Linked DNA regions of Homo sapiens: region 2 is linked to region 1. A link is a loop called in an ENCODE intact Hi-C map of the cell type or tissue named here. Cell type or tissue: adrenal gland. All regions are shown on one strand. Each heading gives the region's core, and the rest is flanking DNA. Links, peaks and the distances in the headings are about the cores only. Region 1 holds the start of ZNF442 (zinc finger protein 442). Region 2 overlaps ZNF136 (zinc finger protein 136).

Evidence for each region. Peaks named below come from ENCODE experiments on the same cell type or tissue, not always from the same donor. Only the 100,000 strongest peaks of a DNase experiment are listed, where the experiment ranks them.
Region 2: a loop joins it to region 1, with 2.6 times the contacts of the local background. A loop is called at or near these places in 21 of 110 quality-filtered maps.

Annotation. Positions count from the first base shown.
Region 1 is chr19:12,350,365-12,365,801 of GRCh38, reverse strand. ZNF442 (zinc finger protein 442) reads left to right here and starts at 119. Exons shown (of 6, transcript NM_030824.3): 1 at 119-269; 2 at 559-1,000; 3 at 2,131-2,248; 4 at 12,688-12,814; 5 at 13,732-13,792; 6 at 14,484-15,437. The coding sequence starts at 2,171. RefSeq lists an enhancer at 206-305 and a silencer at 406-585. In adrenal gland, for the core only: no CTCF peak of the experiment used is centred there; no DNase peak of the experiment used is centred there; H3K4me3 peaks cover 184 bases.
Region 2 is chr19:12,186,240-12,201,676 of GRCh38, reverse strand. It overlaps ZNF136 (zinc finger protein 136), which reads right to left. Exons shown (of 4, transcript NM_003437.5): 4 at 11,806-15,107. The coding sequence ends at 13,676. It also overlaps the pseudogene LOC100289333. Among named protein-coding and RNA genes, the nearest start is that of ZNF136, 31 kb to the right of the region's middle. In adrenal gland, for the core only: no CTCF peak of the experiment used is centred there; a DNase peak (open chromatin) is centred at 6,576; H3K4me3 peaks cover 1,863 bases; H3K27ac peaks cover 1,289 bases.

The DNA.
Region 1 (15,437 bases), core at 6,641-14,640:
TAAGATCCTTCTTCTGTCAATCAGTTCCCTGGGGGGGCGGAATTTGGAGCTCTACCCAATCAGTGTTGGGGGCGAGTTCTTGGGAACTGCCAGTCAGGCGCGCTGCCGGGAGGAGGGTGGAGCTTTCTACACCCCTCTGAGCTCCCGCTCCTGGCTCTGTAGCTGAGAGAAGCCCTGGCAGGTCAGTGGCAGGCACTGTCACGCTGAGTCCTATGCTGGCAGCGGGGAACCTTGGGGAGAACACGGGACACCGCGGAAGCCGGGAAATGGTGAGTGTGCGGGGCCCGGCGTCCTGGGGCAGGGCGAAGGACTGGTTGGAACCGGCCAGAACCGGCTGTGGCGGGACCCGGGCGTCCCCGCGGCGACTGCGGGGTCTGTGGACCCGAGTTCCCCTGGCCCAGCCGGCCTTCAGTCCCCTCGGCCGCGGGGTGGGAGCTGGGGGCTGGGCCGGCAGCCGGGACCCCGGGCGTCCTGTCCCGTTTCTGCGCAGCAACTGCGGCCCCGGCTCCCGCGCCCTCTCTGGGGCAGCTCCATGCCCACAGCTCCGCGTCTTCCCAGATTGTGCGGCTGTAACCGGCACAGGTTCGCGGTCCGAGTCACTGCACCGAGACTCCAAGGCCTGCAGCAGAAACAGTTTAATAGGGGGAGAGGAGAGAAGACCCCAGTTCCGCCTCCATGAGAGGTTTGGGGATGGGGGTGTTTAGGGGTCTGGACAGGGGCGGCTGAAGTGTGGGGTCGCTGGTTGGTGGGGAAGTGACAGGCGAATCCTGGGACGGGAGGTGAAGAAACCGCATTCTCCTGCTGAGTGGGTTCCCTCGTGGGGTTTTCACCCTGCTTGGCGCCAGCCTTTCCGTTGGAATTCAAGATCTGAGAAAGAACTTGGGCAACTCGAGCAGCTCTCCGAGATCTTATCCCCAGGCACAATGCAGAAGCCGGCGGTCAGTGTCTTCTGTGACCTGACTCTCAGGAAGGCGGCCCCCGCGAGGCAGTGGGGCTCAGGGTACCTGGTTAATATCTAACTGCAATCAGAATCCAGATTCTTGCGTGGGGTTTGTGCACGGGAGGAGCTGTGGTCTGCGGGGTCCCCAGTCCCTTCTTTTCTTCCCAGGGTGACTGATTCCTCTTCGAGTTTTTCAGAGATGGGGGTAGCAGGGTCTCAAATCCACTACCCTGTTCCCTCATTCTAACTCCTCCTAGGGGTGGTAGTAACTCCCTTGGTTTCCAGAGCCTTACGCAGGCTAACTTTCCCTCCTCAGTTCACAGCAACATCATGAACTCCTCCCTCCTCCGCCCCACCCGTGCTAAATTTCAGAGTCCCAGTATTTTAATTTTCATTTTGTTTTCAGAGAGCAATGGATGGCTTCTTTTTTTCTTTCTTTCTTTTTTTTTTTTTTGAGATGGAGTTGTGCTCTTGTTGCCCAGGCTGGAGTGCAATGGTGCGATGTCGGCTCACCGCAACCTCCGCCTCCCGGGTTCAAGAAATTCTCCTGTCTCACCCTCCCGAGTAGCTGGAATTACAGGCACCCACCACCACACCCGGCTAATTTTTTGTATTTTTAGTAGCGACGGGGTTTCACCATGTTGGCCAAGCTCATCTCGAACTCATGACCTCAGGTGATCCGCCCGCCTCGGCCTCCCAAAGTGCTGGGATTACAGGCGTGACCACCGCGCCCGGCCGGCTTCTTAAAAGATTTGTGTTCCTGAACATTTCACATGTGAGGAAGCAGAGAATAACCTGACACTGCACTGTAAAAAACAAAAAAACAAACAAAAAAACCTTTGTGTCTCTCCTTTTCTTTCCCCTGGGTACGGATACCTAATCAACATTGAAAGTCCCCTTTAGAAACTTTATGGGGTGATGTGTTCTCAGCCCACTCTCTGCCTTTTCCTGGTTCTGTTTCAGAACTGCCTGGGGTTGACCCAAGATACACACAGCTGCCCTGTCTCTGGGAGGGTCCAGTGAATATCAGTCCCTGGGTCATTTCTCCCAGTGAGCAGCCTGAGGTGTTGGGGTGGGGCCTCACAGAGAACAGCTGGATGCCCTGGGTGGGATGGGAGGAATATTCTGGTATACCATTTCTATAAAAAGCTAACCCTTGGGACAATCACCTTGTTCTTCCCCAACCCCAGTTTCCATTCCTTGGGGACACACGGCTGGTCAGCCAGTTGAATGATTGTATTTGGGGGAGAAGACAGAAGTGATCTCTTCCTTCCTGACTCTCAGACTAATGAAGAGAGAAAACAATATGTAAGCACTGGAGAACCCACTCATTCCAGTTGTGCAAGAACCTCCCATTCAGGTCAGGTGTGCATGAGCCTGAAAAGCACACAGTGAAGTATCTCCTGGGGTGGTGGTGGGTGGTCACTGAGCACTTTACTGAGCAGATGGGGGTGACTAATGTCCCAGGAGATGGGATGACCTGACACCTGAGTTAGACTTGTTTGTGTTCGAGTCAGTGCTGCCCATCCCTGAGGTTGTCACATTGAAAAGAGATACTCACTCTTTTCAGCTTCAACGTTTTATTAACTATAAGATTAGAGATTGATAGAGAAAGTATTTCCATAGAGGCCAGAAATAGTTAGATTTCAGAAAACAGGTCACATATGTAGCCATCTATTCCTTTTTTTTTTTTTTTTTTTTTTGAGACGGAGCTTCGCACTGTTGCCCAGGCTGGAATGCAGTTGTGCGATCTCAGCTTACTGCAACCTCTGCCTTCTGGGTTCAAACGATCCTCCCATCTCAGCCTCCCGAGTAGCTGGGATTACAGGCCTGCACCACCACACCTGGCTAATTTTTTTTTTGTTTTGTTTTTTGTATTTTTAGTAGAGACGGGGTTTCACTATGTTGGCCAGGCTGGTCTTGAACTCCTGACCTCAAGTGATCTGCCTCCTCAGCCTCCAATTTTTTTTTTTTTTCCCAAGGCAGAAGAATTTTTCTTAGTACAGAACAAAATGGAGTCTCCCGTGTCTACTTCTTTCTACACAGACACAACAACAATCTGATTTCTCTTTCCTTTCCCCACACTTCCCCCACTTCCACTCGACAAAACCGCCATCGTCATCATGGCCCACTCTCAATGAGCTGCTGGGTACACCTCCCAGACGGGGTGGCGGCCGGGCAGAGGGGCCCCCCACCTCCCAGACGGGGCGGCCGGGCAGAGGCGCCCCCCACCTCCCGGAGGGGGCGGCTGCCAGGCGGGGGCTGCCCCCCACCTCCCTCCCGGACGGGGTGGCTGGCCGGGCGGGAGCTGTCCCCCACCTCCTGGAGGGGGCGGCTGCCGGGCGGAGACATTCCTCACTTCCCAGACGGGGCGGCTGCTGGGCGGAGGGGCTCCTCACTTCACAGACGGGGCGGCCGGGCAGAGACGCTCCTTACCTCCCAGACGGGGTGGCGGTCGGGCAGAGACACTCCTCAGTTCCCAGACGGGGTCGCCGCTGGGCAGAGGCGCTCCTCACATCCCAGATGGGGCGGCGGGGCAGAGGCGCTCCCCACATCTCAGACGATGGGCAGCTGGGCAGAGATGCTCCTCACTTCCTAGACGGGATGACGGCCAGGAAGAGGTGCTCCTCACTTCCCAGACTGGGCGGCCAGGCAGAGGGGCTCCTCACATCCCAGATGATGGGCAGCCAGGCAGAGATGCTCCTCGCTTCCCAGATGGGGTGGCAGCCAGGCAGAGGCTGCAATCTCGGCACTTTGGGAGGCCAAGGCAGGCGGCTGGGAGGTGGAGGTTGTAGCGAGCCGAGATCACGCCATTGCACTCCAGCCTGGGCAACATTGAGCACTGAGTGAACGAGACTCCGTCTGCAATCCCTGCACCTCGGGAGGCCGAGGCTGGCAGATCACTCGCGGTTAGGAGCTGGAGACCAGCCCGGCCAACACGGTGAAACCCCGTCTCCACCAAAAAAATATGAAAACCAGTCAGGCGTGGTGGCGTGCTCCTGCAATCCCAGGCTCTCCGCAGGCTGAAGCAGGAGAATCCAGCAGGGAGGTTGCAGTGAGCCGAGATGGCGGCACTACAGTCCAGCCTCCGCTCGGCATCAGAGGGAGACCGTGGAGGGAGAGGGAGAGGGAGAGGGAGAGGGAGACCGTGGGGACAGCGAGAGGGGGAGGGGGAGGCAGAGGGGGAGGGGGAGGTCCAATTTTTGTAGAAACAAAAAAACCCTTCATTTACTTTTTTTTTCCCCCAGTCTGTCAAGTAAGTTTCTCTGATTATTCAAATGGAATTTCAGGGCTTAACAGTGACAGTATGACTAAGGAAAAATGTTTGGTCGTACTTTCTTTATGGCTGCAGAAAAAGTGAACACATATTAACAGAAAATGTGGTACTTATTTGATTGAATTATAAAGATTTACCAAAACTTTAGTTTCTTTCCTTTTTAGGGTGGGGAATTTAGGACAGTGGATAACTGTTCTATTCCTATTATGTGTACTTGACAGATTAATGCTAAATGCTGTGGCACAGGACTTTCCAACAGCTAAAGAACTCAAATATTATTAATTTACTAAATGCTTTATTATTATGGAAGTAGTAATTAAATGGTATTTGTTGCCTGAAATGGGTAGATACTTGTGCTTTTCCTATTTAGTTTTATTTATTTTTTATTTTTTTGAGACGGAGTTTCACTCTTGTTGCCCAGGCTGGAGTGCAATGGCACAATCTCGGCTCACTGCAACCTCTGCCTCCCAGTTTCAAACGATTCTCCTGCCTCAGCCTCCCGAGTAGCTGGGATTATAGGCATGCACCACCATGCCCGGCTAATTTTGTATTTTTAGTAGAGATGGGGTTTCTCCATGTTGATCAGGCTGGTCTTGAACTCCCAACCTCAAATGATCCTCCTACCTCAGCCTCCCAAAGTGCTGGGATTACAGGCTTGAGCCACCGCTCCCAGCCTACCTTTATTTTTTATTTTTTTATTTTTTTGAGATGGAATCTTGCTCTGTTGCCTAGACTGGAGTGCAATGGCACAATCTTGGCTTACTGCGAGCATCACCTCTCAGGTTTATGTGATTCTCGTGCCTCAGCCTCCTGATTAGCTGAGATTACAGGCGCCCACCACCACCACGGGCGTGGTGGCCCACACCTGAAGTCGCAGCTACTTGGGAGGCTGAGGCAGGAGAATCACTTGAACCTGGAAAGTGTAGGTTGCAGTGAGCTGAGATCGCGCCACTGCACTCCAGTCTGGGTGACAGAGTGAGACTTCATCTATAAATAAATATATACTAACTAAACTAACTAATAAATAAATAAATGCTAACTAAACCAAGTAACTTTCCATGTAAGGCATGGGAGGAAGTGAGTGGGGTGGAGAGGCCTGAGGCCGGTGACTCCCAGTTGAGGCCAGTCTGGAGCCTGCAAAGGGAGGTTATTGAAGGCCCACTTAAATTGGTTCTTCCTGGGAGCCTCCGGATCACTCCAGCCATGGGAGAAGCCTTTTATACTTAAAGAAGCTACAGAGCATTAGAAAGCTGGGGCAGTTGGGGTGATTCCCTGTTTGAGGTTGTATTTGTTACTGTTGTGGGGCTGTTGCTAGACATTCTCAATTAAAATAAATCTGCATTTAGCTAAGAAGTGACTTCATTCTAAAGGAGTACTGCAAAACGGGAAAGCATCAAGTATAAGATCTGAGGCATCCCAGCTGGGCGCGGTGGCTCACAAGAGTGAAACTCAGTCTCAAAAAAAATAAAATAAAATAAAGATCTGAGGCATCTCTAAGGTTGGGCAGAAAAGTTCTTTTCTTGCTAAGGGAAGAGCAACCAAGATTAGAAGGAAGATGCGAAGGGGAGGGCAGGATGGAGGGTGAGAATCAGATTTTTTTTTTTCTTGAGAGTCTCGAGAGCTCTGTTGCCCATGTTGGAATGCAGTGGCGTGATCTCAGCTCACTGCAACCTCCACCTCCCGGGTTTAAGTGATTCTCCTGCCTCAGCCTCCCGAGTAGCTGAGACTACAGGCGCATGCCACTACGCCCGGCTAATTTTTTGTATTTTTGTAGAGATGAGGTTTCACCATGTTAGCCAGGATGGTCTCGATATCCTGACCTCATGATCTGCCTGCCTCAGCCTCCCAAAGTGCTGGGATTACAGGTGTGAGCAACCACGCCGGGCCGAGAATCAGATTCTAGTTCAGAGAGTGTTTTGCTCTAACCTAAGTCTGTTCTTAAGATGGGTTATGAAGGAGGGGTTTTGTGCTGGCTCAGGCTGAGGATGAGTCAAAGTTCACGGTCCTGGAGCAAGGAGAAAAACTTAAGCAAAGTTTTCTTTAGATGTATTTTGTTCAGTATGATCAGTGAAGACAAAACTGCTCAGCTAATCATAAGATAAAAAATGGGAATTTGGAGGTTCTTTATCTGGCTGAGTTATAGTTTAGAGAAGGGGGGAGGGGCATAATCTATGTAAGCAAAGGGTGCTTTTATTTTGTTTTGTTTTACGGCTGCTTGTCCAGAACACAAAGAACTGGGCTTGGGGAGTTGAGGTGATTTTCTGTCATCTTACTTATTTACTAGAATTACAGGCCTTGGGTAAAATTCAACATTATCAGCAGCCTGGTTTTGCATTCACTCAGTTGGTATAATCAGTACAAATTAAAAAGTCTGTCACAGCTGATTTAGAGAAAGACACCTTTTGATTCTGCCTGATGGAAAAAGGGTTTATGAATCTGAGAGTTTATCTGGGTCTTTGATATAATAAAAAATGTATTTGGATTTGCTGGGTGGGTAATGTCAGCCAAGAGGGGAAGGTTTGCCAATCCCTCCCCTTCCTTTGCTGTGCCTCTCTCTTTTTGGCTATTCTTGAGATATCCTTTATAACAAACTGACAACCTTAAGCAGAGTGACTTGCTGAGTTCTGTGGGTTGGCTTGGCACATTATTGACCCTGTAGAGGGAGTCATTGGTTTTATACACATTTGATTAAAAGGATGGTCTCTGGGGCTTGCCACTGGCATCTGCCTGGTGGCTGATTGGTTGTGACATTCAACCCTCAACTTGTGGGGTCTGTACTAATGTGGGGTGGATACCAGTTTTTGTTGGAGAATTGGTGTTCAGCAAATGCCATACATTTGTTGTCAGAAGTTGTGTGAGGTAAGACACTACAGGTCAGAAGCATAACTGACCTAGAGTTTGTATTTTGTTGCTCATTATAGATTCAGTGTGTATTTATCCAGTAGCATAGTTTTGCCTCTTTTCTGTTTTCAGTTAGTTAATGTTACCATTAATATGCACTCAGTATTATGCTGAGTGTCTCAGATATGCTACTGGGTATCTATCCAAAGGAAAAGAAATCAGTACACCAAAAAGATACCTGCACTTATCTGCATATTGCAGCACTATTCACAAAGCAAAGATAAGGGAATCGACCTAAGTGGAGGATTGGGTAAATAAAACGTGGTGTGTATACTCATTGGGATACTATTCAGCCATGAAAAAGAATGAAATCATGTCCTTTGTGACAGCAAGGATGGATTGGGAGGCAATTATCTTAAGCAAAACAATTCAGACACAGAAAGACAAATACCACATGTACTCACTTAAAAGTGGGTGAGTAGGCTAGGCACGGTGGCTCACGCCTGTAATCCCAGCACTTTGGGAGGCCAAGGCAGGTGGATCATGAGGTCAGGAGTTCAAGACCAGCCTGACCAAGATGGTGAAACCCCGTCTCTACTAAAAATGCAAAAAAATTTAGCCAGGCATGGTGGTGGGTGCCTGTAATCCCAGCTACTTGGGAGGCTGAGGCAGAGAATTGCTTAAACCCAGGAGGCAGAGGATGCAGTGAGCCGAGATCGCGCCATTGCACTCCAGCCTGGGCGACAGAGCGAAACTCCATCTCAAAAAAAAAAAAAAAAAGGTGGGCAAATATACCTCCCACGTGTAAATAATGTGTAAACATGGAAGCAGAGTGTGGAATGATGGTCAGTGGAGACTCTAGGAGGGTGGAGGATGGTGGATGATGGGCAGTTGCTTGGTGGATGCATGTGCTTTGCTGCAGTGATGGATGCACCGAAGGCTCTGACTTCATTCACCACAATGCACTATATCATTGTGGCAACATTAGACCTGTACCCCGTGAATATGTACAAACAACATCAAAATTTAAAAAGGAATGCACATTTCAGGATTATACTCTAGTCCTACTGAATTAGAAATTCTGGGGGTAGGGCCGGGCATGGTGGCTCACACCTGTAATCACAGCACTTTGGGAGGCCAAGGTGGGTAGATCACCTGAAGTCAGGAGTTCGAGACCAGCCTGGCCAACATGGCGAAACCCCGTCTTTACTAAAAATACACAAAATTAGCTGGGCATGGTGATGGGCACCTGTAATCCCAGCTACTTGGGAGGCTGAGGCAGGAGAATGGCTTGAACCCAGGAGGTGGAGGTTGCAGTGAGCCGAGATTGCACCATTGCGCTCCAGCCTGGGCGGCAGAGCGAGACTCTGTCCAAAAAAAAAAAAAAAAAAAAAGAAAGAAAAAGAAATTCTGGGGGTAGGATCCAATAATCTGTGTTAAGTCCTCCAGATGCTTGTAATGCACATAAAGTATGAGAACTGCTTCCCAGGAGCAGCTTGTTAAAATGTAATGCAAAAAAAATAGAACTAAAATGCAAAGAAAATAAACAAATTGGAATAATGAAAAATATTTAATTGACTCCAAAGACATGAAGAGATGAAAGGAGAGGGGAGAAAATACGATGAAAAGGTTTTTGATTTGTTTATTTGCTTCAATCTGTTTGACATACGCTGTTGTCTGAGGCTGTGGGTCACCAAGTCCTCACACATTTCACTGTTCATGGGACTTGAGTTCTTTCAGGTTAACCTTATGATGTTGTTGAAAATATTCTTTTTTTGTCCCTAAGTGCTAACACTTCATGACTTTTTTAACTCATTGGGATACTATTCATTGGGAAAAAATTGTTGTATTGTAGATTATGGATAGTTTAAATTTATGAGGAAATCCTAATAGCAGGTGTAGATCAGCTCTCAGACCATGTATGTGTGTGTGTTTATGCCTTGTAAAGATTTATGTTTTATATATCTCCATTGGTTTTTGCTGATTAGCATTGGTGTTGAGCATTTTTTTCTTTGTGGTCTTTCATCTTCTGTGAAGTAATTTTCTGTCTTTTTTCATGTTTAATTTATTTGGATATTATTGCCTTGCCTTGTTTCTCTCTCTCTCTTTTTTTTTTGAGACGGAGTTTCACTCTTGTTGCCCAGGCTGGAGTGCAATGGAGCGATCTCAGCTCACTGCAACCTCTGCCTCCTGGGTTCAAGCGATTGTCCTGCCTCAGCCTCCTGAATAGCTGGGATTACAGGCACCCGCCACCATGCCCGGCTAATTTTGTATTTTTAGTAGAGACAGGTTTTCGCCATGTTGCTCAGGCTGTTTTTGAACTCCCAACCTCAGGTGATCTGCCCTCCTCAGCCTCCCAAAGTGCTAGAATTACAGGGGTGAGCCACCGCGCCTGGCCTTTCTTTTTGTTTTTAAGCATACTGTACATACTAACCAGTTTTCACATGGAAGGATTGCTAGTATTTCTTTCCAGATGGTGGTTTATCTTTTTATTTCATTCTACAGTTTGATGGACTTTTTTTTGAGATAGAATCTTGCTCCGTGACCCCAGGCTAGAGTTCAGTGGCGCCATCACAGCTCACTGCAGCCCCAAACTCCTGGGCTTAAGGGATCCTCCCACCTCAGCCTCTCAAAATGCTGGAATTAAAGGTGTGAGCCACTATGCCTAATTTTAATATAGTTGAATTTGGAAGACTCCTCATTTGAAATCTACTTTCTTTTCTTTGTTTTGGGAGGTTGAGGGGAGACAGGGTCTCATTCTGTTGCCCAGGCTAGAGTACAGTGATGTCATCCAGGCTCTCTGCAGCCTCTGCTTCCCTGGGTTCAGGTGATCCTCCCACCTCAGCCTCCTAGGTAGCTGGGACTACAGGCATCAGCCTCCCAGGTAGCTGGGACTACAGGCATGTACCCCCACTCCTGGACAAATTTTTGTATTTTTTCTAGTGATCAGGTTTCACCATGTTGCCCAGGCTGGTCTTGAACTGCTGGGCTCAAGAGATCCACTTGCCTTGGCCTCTCAAAGTGCTGGGAATATAGGTGTGAGCCACCGTGCCCGGCCTTTATTTTCTTACTTAAGAAAATCCTCGGCCAGGCACGGTGGCTCATGCCTGTAATCCCAGCACTTTGGGAGGCTGAGGCGGGCAGATCACGAGGTCAGGAGTTCAAGACCAGCCTGACCAACATGGTGAAACCCCATCTCTACTAAAAATACAAAAATTAGCCGGGCGTGTGGTGTGCGCCTGTAATCTCAGCTACTTGGGAGGCTGAGGCAGGAGCATTGCTTGAGCCCAGGAGGCGGAGGTTGTGGTGAGCTGAGATCGTGCCATTGCACTCCAGCCTGGGTAATAAGAGCGAAACTCCGTCTCAAAAAAAAAAAAAAATTCTCATTAAATCTGAAAAAGACCTTGTTACTGTTTAAAATACTAGTTTTGTCTTTCTTTTTTTTTTTTTTTTGAGATGGAGTCTCGCTCTGTCACCCAGGCTGGAGTGCAGTGGCGCGATCTCGGCTCACTGCAAGCTCCGCCTCTTGGGTTCACGCCATTCTCCTGCCTCAGCCTCCCGAGTAGCTGGGACTACAGGTGCCCGCCACCACGCCCGGCTAGTTTTTTGTATTTTTATTAGAGACAGGGTTTCACTGTGTTAGCCAGGATGGTCTCGATCTCCTGACCTCGTGATCTGCCTGCCTCAACCTTCCAAAGTGCTAGGATTACAGGCGTGAGCCACCGCTCCTGGCCTAGTTTTGTCTTTAATACGTATTTTTTTTCTCATTTAATCTTGAGGTCTGTACATATTCATATAACTTTTTGTTCACCACAGCTAACCTTCAGTTGACTGGCAGGCTTATTGGTCACAAAAACAATTGATTAACACATATATTGTCTGTCATACGTATTGCGTACTATATTCTCACAGTAAAGTAAGCTAGAGAAAATAATGTTAATAAGAAAATAATGAAGATAAACTATATTTACTGTGCGTTAAGTTGAAATGAATCATCATAAATGTTTTAGCTGAGTGTGCTGGCACACGCCTGTAATCCCAGCTACTCAGGAGGCTGAGGCAGGAGAATTGCTTGAGCCTGGGAGACAGAGACTGCAGTGAGCCAAGATCGTGCCAGGGCACTCCAGCCTAGGCAACAGAGCAAGGCTCTGTCTCCCCCCTCCAAAAAAAAAAAAAATTCTTTATCTGTTCTTGTAAAGCCGTAACTTTGTTGGTGAGAAAGTTTTTAGCATTTTTATACATTTGTGACTTCTGTTAGTTTTGGGGATATCTTTTTTTGTTGACTACTAAAGTTCTGATTTAGCTATTTAGGGAATATTATCGATATTCATGAGAGGTAACATTGAGTTCTTTCTAAGAACATGTGCAATCTGTCCCCATTATTCTCCTTTGACATTACCTAATAAAAAGTTTAAAATTCTTGCATTGGGATGGTGAAGCATCTTTTATTAGTCTTTTGTCTTGCTTTGCTACATTTGATCTAGAGGAAACCTGTTGCTGGCTTCTAAATGTTCTCTCTTAGTGTAATCACATAGGATGGGCTGAATCCCCAAGTAACATGTTGCAATAAACATTTTGAAAAGTTATTTATGGATGTCATTCATTAGAGACTCAGTGCCCAGAGTGTTTCTTTGTGTCTACCTTAGTGTGTTTTTTGTTGCTTATAACAGAATACCTGAAGCTAGATGATTTAAATGAAACAGTGTATATATTTTGTGGTTCTGGAGGCTGGGAAGTCCAAAGTCAAGGCTGGATATCTGGTGAGAACCTCCTTGCTGGTGGAGACTCTGTCGAGTCCCTGTGTGGCACAGGGCGTCATGTGATGAGGGAGCTGAGTGTCTAGCCCAGGTCTCTTTCTCTTCTCATAGGGACATAAGTCCAACTCTGTCACTACCCATTTATTCTTTAAGCCATTAATCCAAGAATGGATTAATCTTGATTTTCTTGAGATCCAAATCCTCAAGACCCAATAACCTCTTCAAGCGCCATCTTTCATTACTGTCACATTGGGGATTAAGTTTCAGCATGCATTTTGGTGGGGACAAACATTCAAACCTAGCATTGGCTGATCAGCTATGCTCCCACTGCTGAGCATGTAACAAAATTCCAAGCTCCCGAAGAGAAGGTAAGAGTTAAGCAAATACTATACTTTCTCCATAAACAGTTTATGCACACTCAGCACCTGTTATTAGTTATGTTGGTGGAGACCCTCTATAAATCCAGTGCCTAGAGTACACGAAGGATCCAATTTTGTTAACCAGCATTTGTAAATATATACAATCTCAGGACTCCTATTCTTGTACAGTAAGTAGTAGGACTTTGTCACGACAGGAAATACAGACCCACTATAAAGTAGACATTAGGGATGATGCCGGCAATAAAATTCACTCATTTAAGTCATCAAAAAGAGACTTGTTCCTATTTGACTATTATGTGTACAACAACATTCAATTCTAGCATCAGAATTGCTGTGTTGGAGAAAGTGATTGTAGACAGAGAATAAGGGTGGATTTACCATGTCATTGAATCATTGCTTAGAAATAATAGTATGCAAAGTTTATGAAGTGGGTGTAAATTTTTGGTACTATCAGTCTCAGCCTTACTCCTTTGTACATGTGGGGTGTTTCAGGATTCAGTAGCCTTTGAGGATGTGGCGGTGAACTTCACCCAGGAAGAGTGGGCTTTGCTGGGTCCATCACAGAAGAGTCTGTACAGAGATGTGATGTGGGAAACCATTAGGAACCTGGACTGTATAGGTAAAAATGACATTATGTCTTCACTTAGTCAATTAGAGACATTTTTTTCTTGGTCATCAATGCTGTTGAATGATTTGAAATACCGAAAGGGGATATAGTTGACCCTTCAACAACACAGGGTTAAGTGGTGCTGGGTCCCCAACCAGTTGTACATATTCATATAACTTTTTGTTCACTACAACTTAACCTTCAGTTGACTGGCAGGCTTATTGGTCACAAAAACAATCAATTAACACATATGTTGTCTGTCACATATATTGCATACTATATTCTCATAAAAATGTAAGCTAGAGAAAATAAATGTTAAGAAAATCATAAAGAAGATAAACTGTATTTACTGTGCATTAAGTTGAAATGGATCATCATAAAGGTTTTCATCCTCATTGTCTTCTCATTGAGTAGGCTGAGTAAGAGGAGGGATTGGTCTTGGTGTCCCAGGGGTAGCAGAGACTGAAGAAAATTCATATATAAGTGGACTTGTGAGCCAGGTGTGGTGGCTCACGCCTGTAATCCCAGCACTTTGGGAGGCCGAGGCAGGCAGATCACCTGAGGTCTGGAGTTCAAAACCCACCTGAAACCCCGTCTCTACTAAAAATCTAGAAATTAGCTGGGTGTGGTGGTGCACACCTGTAGTCCCAGCTACTTGGGAGGCTGAGGCAGGAGAATGGCTTGAACCCAGGAAGCGGAGGTTGCAGTGAGCCGAGATTGCACCATTGCACTCCAGCCTGGGCAACAGAGCGAGACTCCATCTTAAAAAACATAAAATAAGTGGACTTACGAGGTACAAACCTATGTTGTTCAAGAGTCAGCTACAATTCAGTGAATGAATCATGCATGATTCCATTGTACATAAAATCTTGTAGTGTTTTTAGAATTTTATAATAATCTACAGTGTTTTTTCTGTGTCCACCTTTTAGGAATGAAATGGGAAGACACAAACATTGAAGATCAGCACAGAAATCCCAGGAGGAGCCTAAGGTAATTTGCACTCACAAGAGAAAGACATATATCTGTGGAGCAATTCTTAGGATGACAGGAAATTATACAACTAGGCAAAGAAAATGAACGAGCCCAGTACAAACTTATTTATTCCTATACAATTTTCTCCAGAAACATATACTTAAATGTGATATAACTATTCAGTGTTTGCAAAAATAGTTCCCTTAGAAACAATATTAAGAATTCGGCTGGGCACGGTGGCTCACGCCTGTAATCCCAGCACTTTGGGAGGCCAAGGCGAGCGATCACAAGGTCAAGAGATTGAGACCATCCTGGCCAACATGGTGAAACCCCGTTTCTACTAAAAATACAAAAATTAGCTGGGCGTGGTGGCGCATGTGTGTAGTCCCAGTTACTCGGGCGGCTGAGGCAGGAGAAACACTTGAACCTGGGAGGCGGAGGTTGCAGTGAGCTGAGATCATGCCACTGCACTCCAGCCTGGCGACAGAGCGAGACTCCATCTCAAAAAAAAGAATTTCATGTGTTTATCATTGTCAAGAAAACAGCTGGGGTCGAGTTATCTTGTACAACATTCAGTCCATTCACGTTCAAGCAGTGCATGAAGCCTACACGTTGCATGATGATGTAAAAATGTAAATCCAGTACCTACTAATAAACATAAAGTCATTTATAAATAAACCTTTATTAATATACTTCTCATGTTTTACAGATGTCATATCATAGAGAGATTTAGTGAAAGTCGCCAGCCAGATAGTACTGTGAATGAAAAACCTCCTGGAGTAGATCCATGTAAAAGCAGTGTGTGTGGAGAAATCATGGGTTGTTCATTCCTTAATTGCTATATCACATTTGATGCTGGACACAAACCAGATGAGTGTCAGGAATATGGAGAGAAGCCACATACACATAAACAATGTGGGACAGCCTTCAATTATCACCACTCCTTTCAAACACAGGAAAGACCTCACACTGGAAAGAAACGCTATGATTGTAAGGAATGTGGGAAAACCTTCAGTTCTTCGGGAAACCTTCGAAGACACATAATAGTACAACGTGGAGGTGGACCTTATATATGTAAGTTGTGTGGGAAAGCCTTTTTTTGGCCTAGTTTATTTCGTATGCATGAAAGAACTCACACTGGAGAGAAACCGTATGAATGTAAGCAGTGTTGTAAAGCCTTCCCTATTTACAGTTCCTATCTAAGACATGAAAGAACACACACTGGGGAGAAACCATATGAATGCAAGCACTGTTCCAAAGCCTTCCCTGATTACAGTTCCTATGTAAGACATGAAAGAACTCACACTGGAGAAAAACCCTATAAATGTAAACGATGTGGAAGAGCCTTCAGTGTTTCCAGTTCCCTTCGAATACATGAAAGAACTCACACTGGAGAGAAACCCTATGAATGCAAGCAATGCGGGAAAGCATTTCATCATCTGGGAAGCTTTCAAAGACACATGATAAGGCACACTGGAGATGGACCTCATAAATGTAAGATATGTGGGAAAGGCTTTGATTGTCCTAGTTCACTGCAAAGTCATGAAAGAACTCACACTGGAGAGAAACCCTATGAATGCAAGCAGTGTGGGAAAGCGTTATCTCATCACTCAAGCTTTCGAAGTCATATGATAATGCACACTGGAGATGGACCTCACAAATG
Region 2 (15,437 bases), core at 3,369-11,368, 160 kb after region 1:
CTTGAACCCGGGAGGCAGAGGTTGCAGTGAGCGGAGGTCGTACCACTGCACTCCAGCCTGGGCAACAGAGCGAGACTCCATCTCAAAAAATAATAATAAAGAGATGAAGGACCCACAAGTGGTGATCAGTGTCTGGACAACATGCTCACGGCACCAATCATTGTGGTCACCTTCAGAGACATAGTTCTGACAAAACTGATGATGGTCTGGCACTCACAGAGGGGGTATTAAAAGGCTTATTGCTCACATTGTTGAGATCTTGGGAAGAGCAGGACAGACCCATCAAGCATAACTGAAATGGCCTGAGAGAGCAAAGAAAGGAGCCTGGCCTGGTTGTTTACTGTGGTTGGGGTAGAGTTGGGCACAAGATCCCCTGTATGGGCATGTAGTTACATGGTTTAAATCTCTTGCCTATGACAGAGAAGGGAGCCCTTAGACTCATCAGCTTGTCCAGGTGTGGTCACAAGGGAAAAAGGGAACGCTGAGTCTTAGGTTGTTAGCAAACATTAAATACGGATTCCGGGCCAGGTGTGGTGATTCGCGCTTGTAATCCCAGCAACTTGGGAGGCCACGGTGGGAAGATCATTTGAGGTCAGGGGTTTGAGACCAGCCTGGCCAACATGGTGAAACGCTGTCTTTACTAAAAATACAAAAATTAGCTGGGTGTGGTGGCACACGGCTGTAATCCCAGCTACTGGGGAGGCTGAGGCAGGAGAGTCACTTGAACTGGGAGGTTGCAGTGAGCCGAGATTGTGCCACTACACTCCAGCCTGGGCGACAGAGTGAGACTCTGTCTCAATAAATAAATAAATAAAATAAAATGCATTATGGATTTGGGCCTAATTTAAATATAGCAGGAGTTTCAAAGATTATATAAACTTTAGTAGTTTTCCTCACATCAATTAAAACAAGAATTCAACTGTGTTTTCCTCTTACCAACGGAATCAGGAAGTCATTTGTCTTAGCAACTGTATACCCTTTTAAATTTCAAAGTTCTTTATGGACAATCACATACAAAAACTGATCTAAAAATGAAAAAAGTACCTGAGAACTTAAACATACTCATCTCGTATCTTGAGGTTCTCTGGCCTCAAGAAACAAACATTTTGTTTAGTTCCAGAATTTTCTTGCTTACTCCCACCATATCTAACAACCTTCATTTTCAAAGTGAAAGAAACTAAAATCTTACACACTGACACAGGCAATAAAATTATAAAATAAGGGAAACCAGAGTTGAAGGGCCACAATGCTCAACAGATAAAATAATCCAAAGGAAACATAAATATTCTAATTAGCTCAGATAAGCAGGCTGCTTCCCCACAATTCACAAGGAAAACCCACATTCAAGAGGTTAAACACCTTAACATGCTTGAGGTCCATGCTCTCCCTCTGACATGTAACTTCTAGAGTGGAATAGTCCCTGGTGATGAAGGGAAGAGACACTTGAGTAGCCACAGGAATGAACTCTGGGAGCTCCGTACACCCTAACTGGCCCCTGGCAGTGTGAAAATACTTCCTCTCCCAGGCTTCAATTCTTGGGCAGAAGAAACTCTCAGCTGGATTTACTTTAAGGTTCTGGCCCAAAAATAACCTCCGAAATTCATTAACCCTGTGTCCTGGAGACAGCACTCCTGAACTTCACATGCTTTCTCAGTATGTAAGAATTATACTCTGAATGTGGCAACATTGTGAATGCAAAACAAACCTCATGTCTAAAAAACACGCCCAAGAAAACCACAATTACAACCTCAGAAAGCAACCCCTCCACCCAAAACATGTGCATGTGGATCCCCAGCTTTCCAGTGCTCTGTGGCTTCTCTTGGTATAAAGGGCTTAATGGTATGAACAGGGAGGCTCCCCAAGAAGAACCAACAGGGCCTTTAATTACTGCTCTTGGCAGGCTCAAGGGTGGCCTTAGCTTGGGCAGTGATGTTACTTTGGACCACCACTGATATTGTATTTTTATTTTATTGTAAAGACAGGATTTTGCCATGTTGCCCAAGCTGATTTTGAACTCTTGGACTCAAGCAATCCTCCTGCCTCATGAGCCACCCAAAGTTCTGGGATTAGACATGAGCCAACACAGCCAGCCTAAACAGATACTTTAACTGAGACAAACCCAATGTTTGAAGAATTCTGCAAAATCTCTCAAATCAAGTATTGATGTGTAAAGTGTTAAGAAAATTGTAAGGCACCTTAGCAAACCAGCCCTAGTCCCTGAAATCCACAAATGTCTATTGTTTGCAGAAAATGAAATGTCAGTTATTGGGCCGGGTATGGTGGCTCATGCCTGTAATCCCAGCACTTTGGGAGGCTGAGGCAGGCGGATCATGAGGTCAAGAGATGGAGACCATCCCGGCAAACATGGTGAAACCCCGACTCTACTAAAAATACAAAAATTAGCCAGGAATAGTGGTGGCGCCTGTAGTCCCAGCTACTCAGGAGGCTGAGGCAGGAGAATCACTTGAACCCGGGAGGCAGAAGTTGCAGTGAGCCAAGATTGCACCACTGCACTCCAGCCTGGTGACAGAGCAAGATTCCGTCTCAAAAAAAAAAAAAAAAAAAAAAGAAATTTCAGTTATTATTTCTATGGCAATAAATGTTCTCATAATCATATTTGGATACTTCTAGGTGTTGTATGGCTATGCTCTGAAATTCCATTTGAAATCACCACACAAAAAAGAACAGACCTCAGAAACTTACTACACAACCTAAGGCGAAGAAAAAAAGAAAAAAATGTTCACCAATTTCAGTGTAATACTGAAGTGTTTTATTTTTTATGAAATTCACCTCTTTCTTGCCTCTTTAAAATTTTTTATACTTTTGATGACATAATCTTAATATTTGTAAAAACCTAAAGACTCTACAGGAAAACTGTAAGAATAAACGAGTTCAGTAAAGTTGCAGGATACAAAATCAACAAAAATCAGTAGCATTTCTATATGCCAACAGTGAACAATGTGAAAAATACATTTAAAAAGTAACCCCATTTATAATAGCCACACATAAAATTAAATACCTAGGAATTAACCAAAGAAGTGAGAGCTCTTTATAATGAAAACTATAAAACACTGATAAAGGAAATTGAAGAGGATACCAAAAAAATGGAAAAACATTCCATGTTTATGGATTGTAAGAATCAATATTGTTAAAATGTCCATTTACCCAAAGCAATCTGCAGATTCAATGCAATCCCCATCAAAATACCAAGGATATTCTTCACAGAAATACAAAAAACAATCCTAAAATTGATATGGAACCCCAAAAGACACAGAATAGCCAAAGCTATCCTAAGCAAAAAGAACAAAACTGGAAGAATCACATTACCAGACTTCAAATTATATTACAGAGCTATAGTAACCAAAACAGCATGGTACTGGCATAAAGACATACACATAGAGCAACAGAACAGAAGGGAGAACCCAGAAACAAATCCACACAACTAGAGTGAACTCATTTTCAACAAAGGTGTGAAGAATACACACTGGGGAAAAGACAGTTTCTTCAATAAATGGTACTGGGAACTGGATATCCATATGCAAAAGAATGAAACTAGATCTTTATCTCTTGCCAAATACAAAAACCAGATCAAAATGGATTAAAGACTTAAATTGAAGACCTCAAATCAGGAAACTGCTACAAGAAAACATTGTGGAAAATCTCCAGGACGCTGGTCCAGGCAAAAATTTCTTGAGCAATACCCAACAAGCACAGGCAAGCAAAGCAAAAATGGACAAATGGGATCACATCAAATTAAAAAGCTTCCGCACAGCAAAGGATACAATCAACAAAGTGGACACAACGCAAAGAATGGGAGAAAATATTTGCAAACTACCCATCTGTCAAGGGATTAATATAACCAGAATATATAAGGAGCTCAAACGCTACAGGAAAAAAAGTCTAATAATCCAATCAAAAAATGCACGAAAGATTTGAATAGACAGTTCTCAAAACAAGACATACGAATGGCGAACAGGCATATAAAAAGGTGTTTATATGAAAAAGTGATCATCAGAGAAATGCAAATCAAAACTACAATGAGGCCGGGCACGGTGGCGCACGCCTGTAATCCCAGCACTTTGGGAGGCCAAGACGGGCAGATCACGAGGTCAGCAGATTGAGACCATCCTGGCTAACACGGTGAAACCCCGTCTCTACTAAAAATACAAAAAAAAAAAAAAAAAAAAAAAAATACAATGAGATATCATCTCACTCCAGTTAAAATGGCTTAAGTCAAAAAGGCAGGCAATAACAAAAGCTGGAGAGGACGTGGAGAAAAGGAAACCTTTGTATACTGTTGATGGGAATGTAAATTAGTACAACCACTATGGAGAACGGTTTGGAGGTTCCTCAAAAAACTAAAAATTGAGCTACCATATGCCATGCAGCAATCCCACTGCTGGGAATATACCCAAAAGAAAGGAAATCAGTGTATCGAAGGGATGGCTGCACTCCAGTATCTGTAGCAGCACTGTTTCAATAGCTAAGATTTGGAAGCAATGTAAGTGTCCCTCAACAGATGAATGGATTTTTAAAATGTGGTACAACTTTGGGAGGCCGAGGCAGGTGATCACCTGAGATCAGGGGTTCGAGACCAGCCTGGCCAATATGGCGAAATCCCGTCTCTACTAAAAATACAAAAATTAGCCCCGTGTGGAGGCACATGCCTGTAATCCCAGTGACTCGAGAGGCTGAGGCACAAGAATCGCCTGAACCCTGTAGGCGGAGGTTGCAGTGAGCCAAAATCACACCAGTGCACAGAGTGAGACTCTGCCGGGAAAAAAAAAAAAAAAGTGGTACATATAAACAATGGAGTACTATTCAGTCATAAAAAAAAAAGAATGAAATCCAGTCATTTGTAACATGGATGGAATTGGAGATCATTATGTTAAGTGAAATCAGCCAAGCACAGAAAGATAAACATCACATCTTCTCACTTATTTGTGGGATCTATTATAAAAATCAAACAAGCCGGCCACGGTGGCTCACGCCTGTAATCCCAAAACTTTGGGAGGCCAAGGCAGGTGGATCACGAGGTCAGGAGATCGAGACCATCCTGGCTAACACGGTGAAACCCCGTCTCTACTAAAAGTACAAAAAAAAGTTAGCCGGGCATGGTGGCGGGTGCCTGTAGTCCCAGCTACTCAGGAGGCTGAGGCAGGAGAATGGCTTGAACGCGGGAGGCGGAGCTTGCAGTGAGCCGAGATCGCGCCACTGGACTCCAGCCTGGGTGACAGAGAGAGACTCCATCTCCAAAAAAAAAAAAAAAGAAAGAAAATCAAACAACTGAACTCATGGACTTAGAGAGTAGGGTGGTTATTAGAAGCTGGGAAAGGTAGTGGGAGCCTGAGAGAAAGGAGAGGACAATTAATGGGTGGAAAAAAAAACCACACAGAACTGTACATTTTAAAATAACTTATAGAGTGTAACTGGATTGTTTGCAACTCAGATGCTTGAGGGGATATCCCTTTCTTCACGATGTGCTTATTTCACGTTGCATGCCTGCATCAAAACATCTCGTGTACTCCATAAATATATACACCTACTATGTACCCACAAAAATTAGAAATAAAAAATTATAATACTTTTAGTAGCTATTGATTATATACCTTTCAGATACATGAAGAAAATGACACACAAGTGAGTGGTCAAATCTTTTCAAGAATACAAAGTCAAGGACGGGCAGTGCCGACCTGAAACTGCTAAAAAAGACAGGTCACCCAGGGAAGTTTCCAAAGAGGAGCCCCAACCCAAGAGTTCCTGCAGTGTGTCTGTGCTCAGGAGAGATACTGGAAGGAGAGTCATAAGGATTTATGTAACAATTCCAGGTGGGTATTCTTTGCCTTCCTCCCATGTAAAATATCCGCAAACAAAAAATAAATCCGTTAAAACGAGTCATCCCTGGTTCTTCGGAAAAATGAGAAACACGGCGTCCGTGTGAAATGCACCAGAGGCCAAACAATTGACAATGACGCTGTGAACTGGAGAGGGGGCGTTAGACTTTGGGAATGCGGGAAGGGATCCGCAAACTTAGGAATTTACTGCCAGCCCCAGGAAGAGATAGTCTGGAGACAGGATTATGGATTTGACACCCTGCTTTCCATACATTTGGAAACCTCAAGGGAAGATGGGTGACCTTTATGGAGAAAGGAGGGACTGAGGATCACACAGAACACTGCTCCTCCCACGCACGAACCCCACACACGAGTCGGAATCCTCCCCATGACCCTCCCGGGGCTCCCGTGCAATCTGGGGAGACACGAGGCTGCGGCGTGCAGCTGCCCAGAGAGGGCGCCGAGGCTGAGGCCGGGGCCGCAGGCGTCGCGCAGGAACGGGACAGGATGCCCGGGGTCCCGGATGCCAGCCCAGCCCCACTCTGCGGCCGAGGGCACTGAGGGCCCAGCTGCGCCAGAGGGACCCGGGTCCCAGACCCCAGAGTCGCCGAGGGGAGCCCCGGGTCCCGCCACAGCCGGTTCCGGCCGGTTCCAACCTGTCCCTCCTCAGGTCTCGGGACACCGGCCCCGCACACTCACCATTTTCCGGCTTCCAGGTGTCTGGCCGTCCTCCCTCATCTCCTGTATGCAGCATTGGTCACAACGCGCGTAGCGGGAGATATTACTACGGTCAGGTGATAGTCGAGGTGCCCAGCAACCGCGCTGCGTAACGACGTACGACGCCCACCTCTTTTATGCCGCATTGCCCCACCCACCTTCCACGTGGCGCCTCTGATTGGACAGTTCACGAAGCCCCGCCCTCTTCACATGGAGTGACAGAGCTGCGAAAGGTCATGTCGCCGGGGAAACCCTGCTTCAGTCCGGGGGGAAACCAGTCCCAGCGAGGGGCAGTTGAGTAGAAGCCGAACTTGTTCCCAGCCTCTCGATGGACTCTGGCATCCTGTCGCAGCTGTTTCTGAACGCGGGGACAAAAGTGTGCGCGGCGAATTCCAGCCTCAGTTGCCAGATGTAGTGACCCTTTAAGGAACAAATCCACAGCAAGAGGGTCACCCAGGCAAGTCCAGATTGGAACAAGAGGGTCTGACTCCTCCGGGGGCCAGGGACTTGGCCTGAGTCTAGAGGGCACTCGTGGAACTGTGAGCTCCGTTCACAAACACAGACACTTTAAAAGTGACTTCGCCGTGTGTAATGAGTCTAGCTCCATTCTGACATTGACGGCTAACGGCATTGAGACCTCCACCCATTCCTTCCCCAATCCCCACACATTTACTTTAAATAAAGAATCCCTTGGCCTCCAGAGCCTTTTACACACAATCTCTTTGAACCCCACATCCCTAGCATGGATGCAAGGACGCTTATCAGACTAACCACAGCTGTGAGATATGTTCAATTAAACTCTGAAGTGTACATTTCACACTACAGGAAAATTTATTTTAAATAGGTTACAGATTGTGTTCGCAGAGAACTTTGAAATGTAAACGACTATGATATACCTAAGGTAATTGAATCCCTATTTTCACTGATACAAAAATGAACAATAAAAAGTGATGTAAATTAAGGTATATCTGGAAACTCTTAGTATGCTTAACAGATTAATCAAAAATCTGAAGTCATATTTATTTGAAAAGCTATATCAGAATAAAACACACTACACAATGCATCCCTTTTAAGTGTACAATTCAGTAAAGTATATTCAAAGATGCAAACAGATAATCACCACAGTCAATTATAGAACATTTTCTTTTTTTTTTTTTTTTGAGATGGAGTCTCACTCTGTTGCCCAGGCTGGAGTGCAGAATGCAATGGCGCGATCTCGGGTCACTACAGCCTCCGATTCTGGTGTTCAAGCGATTCTTCTGCCTCAGCCTCCAGAGTAGCTGGGATTATAGGCGCGCGCCACTGTGCTTGGCTGATTTTTGTATTTCTAGTGGAGACGGGGTTTCACCATGTTGGCCAGGCTGGTCTTGAACTCCTGACCTCAAGTGATCCACCTGCCTCAGTCTCCCAAACTGCTGGGATTACAGGCATGAGCCACGGCACCTGGCCTAGAACATTTTCTTTTTTTCTTGTTTGAGACGGAATCTCGCTCTGTCGCCCAGGCTGGAGTGCAGTGGCGCCATCTCGGCTCACTGCAAGCTCCGCCTCCCGGGTTCACACCACTCTCCTGCCTCAGCTTCCCGAGTAGCTGGGACTACAGGGCCTGCCACCACGCCCAGCTAATTTTTTGTATTTTTTAGTAGAGACGGGTTTCACCGTGTTAGCCAGGATGGTCTCGATCTCCTGACCTCGTGATCCGCCCGCCTCAGCCTCCCAAAGTGCTAGGATTACAGGCATGAGCCACCGCGCCAGGCCTAGAACATTTTCATTACCTCAAAAAAGAAACTCCTGGCAGGGCACGGTGGCTCATGCCTGTAATCCCAGCATTTTGGAAGGCCAAGGCAGGAGGATAGCTTGAGCCCAAAAGTTCATGACCAGCCCTGACAAAAGAGCAAAACCCCATCTCTAAAAGAAAAAGAAAAATTAATTGGGCATGGTGGTGCACACCTGTGTTCTCAGCTACTCAGGAGGCTGAGATGGGAGGATTTCTTGAATCCAGAAGTTTGAGAGTGCAGTGAGCCTTGACAGCCTGGGCTACAGAGCAAAACCCCATCTCTTAAAAAAGAAAAATTTAAAAAACAAACAAAAAAGCAAAGCGGCTGCTCTATTTTCCATTCTCACCAGCAGTGTATGAGGGTTCCAAGTTCTCCATATCCTTGACATGTGTTATTATCTCACTTTTTCATTCTACCCATCCTAGTGGGTTTGAAGTGGTATTTCCTTGCCTTTTTGTTTAGCATTTACTTAATGATGTCCAGCATCTTTTCAGGTCCCCTTGCTCAGTTGTTTATCTTCCTTAGAAAAATGTATATTCAGCTGGGTGCTGTGGCTCACACCTGTAATCCCAGCACTTTGGAAGGCCGAGGTGGGCCGATCACTTCAGCCTAGGAGTTTGAGACCAGCGTGGCCAACATGGCAAAACCCGTCTCGACTCAAAATACAAAAATTAGCCAGGTGTCGTGGCACATACCTGTAATCCAAGCTACTCCAGAGCAAGACCATGTCCCCTCCGCCTCCAGAAAAAAAGCTGTAAAACAGGCTCTGGCAGATCATTCAGGAAGTATTCTGAAAGGTTTTTGTCTTTTTGTTTTCTGGGTTTTTTTTGAGACGAAGTCTGGCACTGTCGCTGGAGGCTGCGGCAGGAGAATCACTTATACCAGAGAAGTGGAGGTTGCAGTGAGCCAAGATCGCATCACTGAACTCCAGCCTGGGCAACAGAGCAAGACTCTGTCTCACAAAAGAAAAAAAAAAAAGAATTACTAGGGCCGGGCGCGGTTGCTCATGCCTGTAATCCCAGCACTTTGGGAGGCCGAGGCCAGTGGATCACGAGGTCAGGAGATCGAGACCATCCTGGCTAACACGGTGAAACCCCGTCTACTAAAAATACAAAAAATTAGCCGGGCGTAGTGGTGGGTGCCTGTAGTCCCTGCTACTCGGGAGGCTGAGGCAGGAGAATGGCGTGAACCCGGGAGGCGGAGCTTGCAGTGAGCTGAGATTGCGCCACTGCACTCCAGCCTGGGTGACAGAGCAAGACTCCGTCTCAAAAATAAAAAGAATTACCAAGGGTAGAATTAAGTTCACCTCTTCACTATATCAAATACAGAGAAATTTTTTGCTTCCTTAAATAGGAATCAAGCAACCAAAAAGCAGCATAAGTTCTGCAATAAATTCTTTTAAATACCCTCTTATTGATACACCTTACAGTCATTACTGGTTTGTGGTGGTATTTATTATTTTTTTATTTTTTGAGAGAGTCTCACTCTGTTGCCCAGGCTGGAGTGCAGTGGCGTGCTTGGCTCACTGCAACCTCCACTCCCAAGTAGCTGGGATTACAGATGTGCACCACCACACCAGGCTAATTTTTGTATTTTTAGTAGAGACAGGGTGTTGCTATGTTGTCCAGGCTGGTCTCCAATTCCTGGCCTCAAGTGATCTGCCCGCATTGGCCTCCCAAAATGCTGGGATTACAGGGTGAGCCACCGCGCCCGGCCTGTGGTAGTATTTATTACCACAATTTATTACACCCTGCTTGACAACAGGGACGTCCCTGATAGTCCTTGGAAAGAAATCACTCACAACATGATTTGACTTTTGGTATTATGCATATGAAAAACTACTATCATCATAAAAGTTGTAATCAAATAAGCATGAAAACTAAAATTTATGAGGAAAAAAAGGCCTGAAGTTGTAAGCTCACAGTAATATTGACTCACAATGTTGGACAAATAGCTTAATTATAAAGTTTATCGGATCCATGATTGGAATGGGATATTTTAATATATATTCTCAATAAATACAAAACTCACCAGACAGTATGCAAGTTGCTTGCATACTGTTAATATTTCTAAGAAATGTGTAGAGAACTTTTGTTTGAGGAGGACATGTATATTGTTTGTAATCATATGTACTCAAACATAATTCAAAATAAACTGAGGGACTGCATTCAGCTATGAGTAACAGGAAACACCCACAATGTTTCTATAATGAATAAGGTGCTTATTCTCACATGAAAGAACGGGGTGAGACCCATCTCTGCATAATGCAGCAGAGGAACAAGCTCCATGTAGGGTTTTTCGTTTTGTTTTTGGATAGTGCCATTGTAGCTCTCAACCTGCATCAGTAACACTCACTGTCCCTATGGACAAAAATGTTTATGTACAAACTGGACCGTACAGGAACCAAGTCAGATCATCAGACTATTCCCAACAATGACAATATGAACTGATTACTTGGCAGATATATTAGGGCCTTCAGGAATATCCAAATGGCAGCTGAATCTTTGATATGAAGCTTTTAAAAACATCTATGGAAATCCATAACTTTGAGAACATGGAGGTGAAGTAGCTAGTGGTGGATTAGAGGATACTCTTTTTTTTTTTTTTTTTTTTTTTTTTGAGACAGGGTCTTACTCTGTACTCTGTCACCCAGGCTGGAGTGCAGTGGCATGATCTTGGCTCACTGCAACCTTCACCTCCCTGGCTCAAGCGATTCTCCTGCCTCAGCTGGGACTATAAGCACGCGACACCACACCCAGCTAATTTTTGTATTTTTAGTAGAGATGGGGTTTCACCATGTTGACCACGCTGGTCTCGAACTCCTCACCTCAGGTGATCCGACCGCCTTGGCCTCCCAAAGTGCTAGAATTACAGGTGTGAGCCAGCACACCCGGCTGAGGATACTCTTGATTGGCAGGGCAAAGAATCAGGAAAATGGGCTAGATGACCATGTCCAAACAGCCCATATGCATCTGTCTCTCCGTATGATGCCTCCAAAATCTGACTAATGCGTTCTTCACTTCTGCATTCTAAACTTCCAGGAATTTAGGCTATTGATGCAGTCTACAGGTAACCATGAAAGAAAGAAATTCTGGGCCAGGCACAGTGGCTTATGCCTGTAATCCTAGTGCTTTAAGAGGCTGAGGCTAGAGGGTGACTTGAGGCCAGGAGTTTGAGACCAGTCTGGGCAACATAGCAAGACACCATCTCTACAAAAAAAAAAAAAGATGAAAAACCAAAAATAAAAAGATTAGCTGGGCTTGGTGGCACATACCTATAGTTCCAGCCATTTGGGAGGCTGAGGTCGGAAGGCCACCTGAGCTCCAGAGTTTGAGGTTACAGTGAGCCACAGTCGTGCCACTGCACTCCAGCCTGAGTGACAGAGTGAGACCCTATTTCAGAAAGAAAGAAAGAAATGAAGTCTGAAAAGTTTAGTTCCCATTACCCAGATTGACATGACACAATCCATGAAAGGCATCTCCCATTTTAGATTTTATTATTCTATCATAGCTGTCTCCTTATCCCAAAATCAATTATACAAAGAGCAGCCAGAATAAATAACAAGGAGTAAAGAACAACAGGTTAAAATAATAATTCACGAGACTACAGTCTGTGATAAACTTTACATACTTAGAATTAACAACAACTCTTTAATAGGAAGCAAAATAAAATTATTTGAGCCAAGAAAAAAAAAATGGGCTAGGTGTGATGGCTCACACGTGTAATCCCAGACTTTAGGAGGCTGAGGTGGGTGGATCACTTGAGGTCAGGAGTTCTACCAGCCTGGCCAACATGGTGAAACCCCATCTCTACTAGAAATACAAAAAATTAGCCAGGTGTGGTGGCACATGCCTGTAGTCCCAGCTTCCTAGGAGGCTAAGGTGGGAGAATCACTTGAACCCAGAAGGCAGAGGTTGCAATGAGCCGAGATCATGCCACTGTACTCCAGCTTGGGCAACAGAGCACAGAGCGAGACCCTGTCTCAAAAAGAAAAAAGAAGAAAGAAAAAAGAAAAAAGGAAAAAAAAGGAGCTGTTCCAATAAATATGATGGAATGTATATAATGTGGAAAGGGAATCAAGAACCTGCTAAATGAAGCAAGTAGGTTCATACCAACATTTATTAAGACTTATTTTTCAGTGGTCCTCAATCACAGAACAATTAAGCAACCATATACAATTTAACATACCTGAATATGAGAAACACATTTAAATTCATTGTTGGATTAAACACATTTCAAAATGGAAAGACAAATATTTTATTTACTGACCTAAAACAACACTACCTATGAAATTCATGCACTATTGCTTTCAGATTACTTACAGGATTATATCAATTTAACATTTCTTTGTGAGATTAAGCATTTGAAATCCATAGTCAGAGAACTATTTTAAATATGAGCCACTAATTAACAAAATATACATATAGCTTCTACATTTCCATCAGGTTATGTATTTTCTAGAGACTACATGACCCGCTATGCATGAGGCTTTTTGAAGTACTTACATTTATAGGATTTTGCTGTATTAGAAGTTTTCAAATGACTTTTTTTTTTTTTCTGAGATGAGGTCTTGCTATGTTTTGCACACTGGTCTCAAACTCCTGACCTCAAGTGATCCTCCTGCCTCAGCCTCCCAAAGTGCTGGGATTACAGGTGTGAGCCACCACACCCAGCCAGAGCCAAAACATCTGTTCAAATTCAATACCTCAACTAGTGAGGCCCTGCTGGGATTGAAATCCAGCATCTCCTGTTTGCCAGACAAGTACTTTAACCCACAAAGCCACAGAGCCAGAGCCCTCAAATGACTTTAAAAGTATAATGGAAAACCTTCCTTGTAGTTTTCACATTTATAGTGTTTTGATCCAGGGTACATTCTTACATGTTGTTGAAAGCATGTGGGCTGGCTAAAAACGTGTGGACATTGCTTATATTCAAGAGCTTTCTCTTTTGTGTGTTCTTTCATGGCTTCAAGTGGAACTAAAATGACTAAAGGCTCTCCCACACTCTTTACATTTACCAAGGTTCTCTCCACTACACATTCATGTGTGACAGGGTTGTGTGATGACAAAACCTTTCCTACACCCTTTACCCAGGGTTTCTCTCAAATATGGGTTCCTTTCCAAAAAGCATTTGTTTGGTTTTCTCCATGATGAGTTCTTTCATGTATTTGAAAGGAACTAAAATGATTGAAAGCTTTCCCATGTTACTTACATGTATATGGCTTCTCTCTAGAATTCTTTCATGTATTAAAAAAGGCACTGACAGAATTTCATGCTTTCCCACGTTACTTACATTCATAGGGCTTCTCTTCAGTGAGTATTTTAATGTATCTGACATGAACCCAGAGCATTAAAGGCTTTCCCACATGCATTTATAAGGTGGTCCATCTTCAGCATGTGTTAACATGTGTCTCTGAAAGCTGGCACGGCAAGAATAGGCTTTCCCACATTCCTTGCAATGATAGGGTTTCTGTCCAGTGTGAGTCCTTTCATGTAGTCGAAAGGAACTAGAAGATCTAAAGGCTTTACCACATCGCTTACATTCAAAGGGTTTCTCACCAGTGTGAATCATTTCATGTGTTCGAAAGGAGTTGAGATAACTGAAGGCTTTCCCACATTGCTTACACTCATAGGGTTTCTCTCCAGTATGAGTTCTTTCATGTATTCGAATTGATGTTGAAGAAACGAAAGCTTTACCACAATGTTTACATACATAAGGTTTCTCTCCAGTGTGAGTTCTTTCATGTATTCGAAATGGACTCAGAGAATGAAAGGGTTTCCCACATACCTTACATTTATAAGGTCCTTCTCCAGTATGTTTTATCATGTGTCTTCGCATACTTGGGATACAACTGAATGCTTCCCCACATTCCTTACATTCATAAGGTTTTTCTCCAGTGTGAGTCCTTTCATGTATTTGAAAGGTACTGGCAGATCTAAAGGCTTTACCACATTGTTTACATACGAAGGGTTTCTCACCAGTGTGAATTCTTTCATGTAGTCGAAGGGAGGGGAGATAACTGAAGGCCTTCCCACACTGCTTGCATTCATAAGGTTTCTCTCCAGTATGGGTTCTTTCATGTATTCGTAAGGTTGGGGAACAACTGAAGGCTTTACCACATTGCTTACATTTAAAGGGTTTTTCTCCAGTGTGAATTCTTTCATGCACTTGAAATGAACTCAGAGAATGAAAGGGTTTCCCACATACCTTACATTTATAAGGTCCATCTCCAGTGTGCTTTATCATGTGTCTTCGAACACTTGTGATACAAGTGAAGGCTTTTCCACATTCCTGACATTCATAGGGTTTCTCTCCAGTGTGACTTCTTTCATGTGTTCGAAATCTACTGGGATAATCAAAAGCTTTCCCACACACCTTACATTTATATGGTGTATATCCACTGTGTGTGATGATGTGTCTTCTAATTCTTTTGAGAGAAAAGAAGGTTTTTCCACATTCCTTACAATCATAGAGTTTCTCTCCAGTGTGAATTATCTCATGTGTTCGAAAGGAGTGGTGAGAACTGAAGGGTTTCCAACACTGGTTACGTGTATCTGGCTTCTCTCCATATTCCTGATATTCCTTTGGTTCATGTCCACTGTGATCTTTGATGTGTCTATTAAGGGATGACTGACCCATGCTGACTTCTCCATATACAATGCTTTCACAGAGTTTCACTCCAGGGATTTTCTTGCTCAGATTCTGATTTGCAAACTGGCTAAAAATTCCTCCACGCTGACTACCATCCTTAGTTTGATAGAGTCTTTCTAACATATGACTTCTGTAAAAAATGAGACGGACATTACTAAGGATTTGTTAATCATTTTATATTAATAGCTATTAAACTTGCATTTTCAATATTATCAGGTAAAGCGTAGACTCGATGCCAAGTCTGATTTGTTTGAGCATGAATGAATTCAATGCTCTGCAATGGGCTTGACCGCAACTATCACTCAAACAGTGATATTCTTAAATAGTTTCTTAATTCTGTTGACAAATGAACATTTTTATAAAAACTGAACATCTGTTTACACTGAAGAATATGTATTTGGGGAAAATATTCAAAAAATAAATCAATTTGAAGCTTGGCTTATCAGTTATGTTTGCCTGT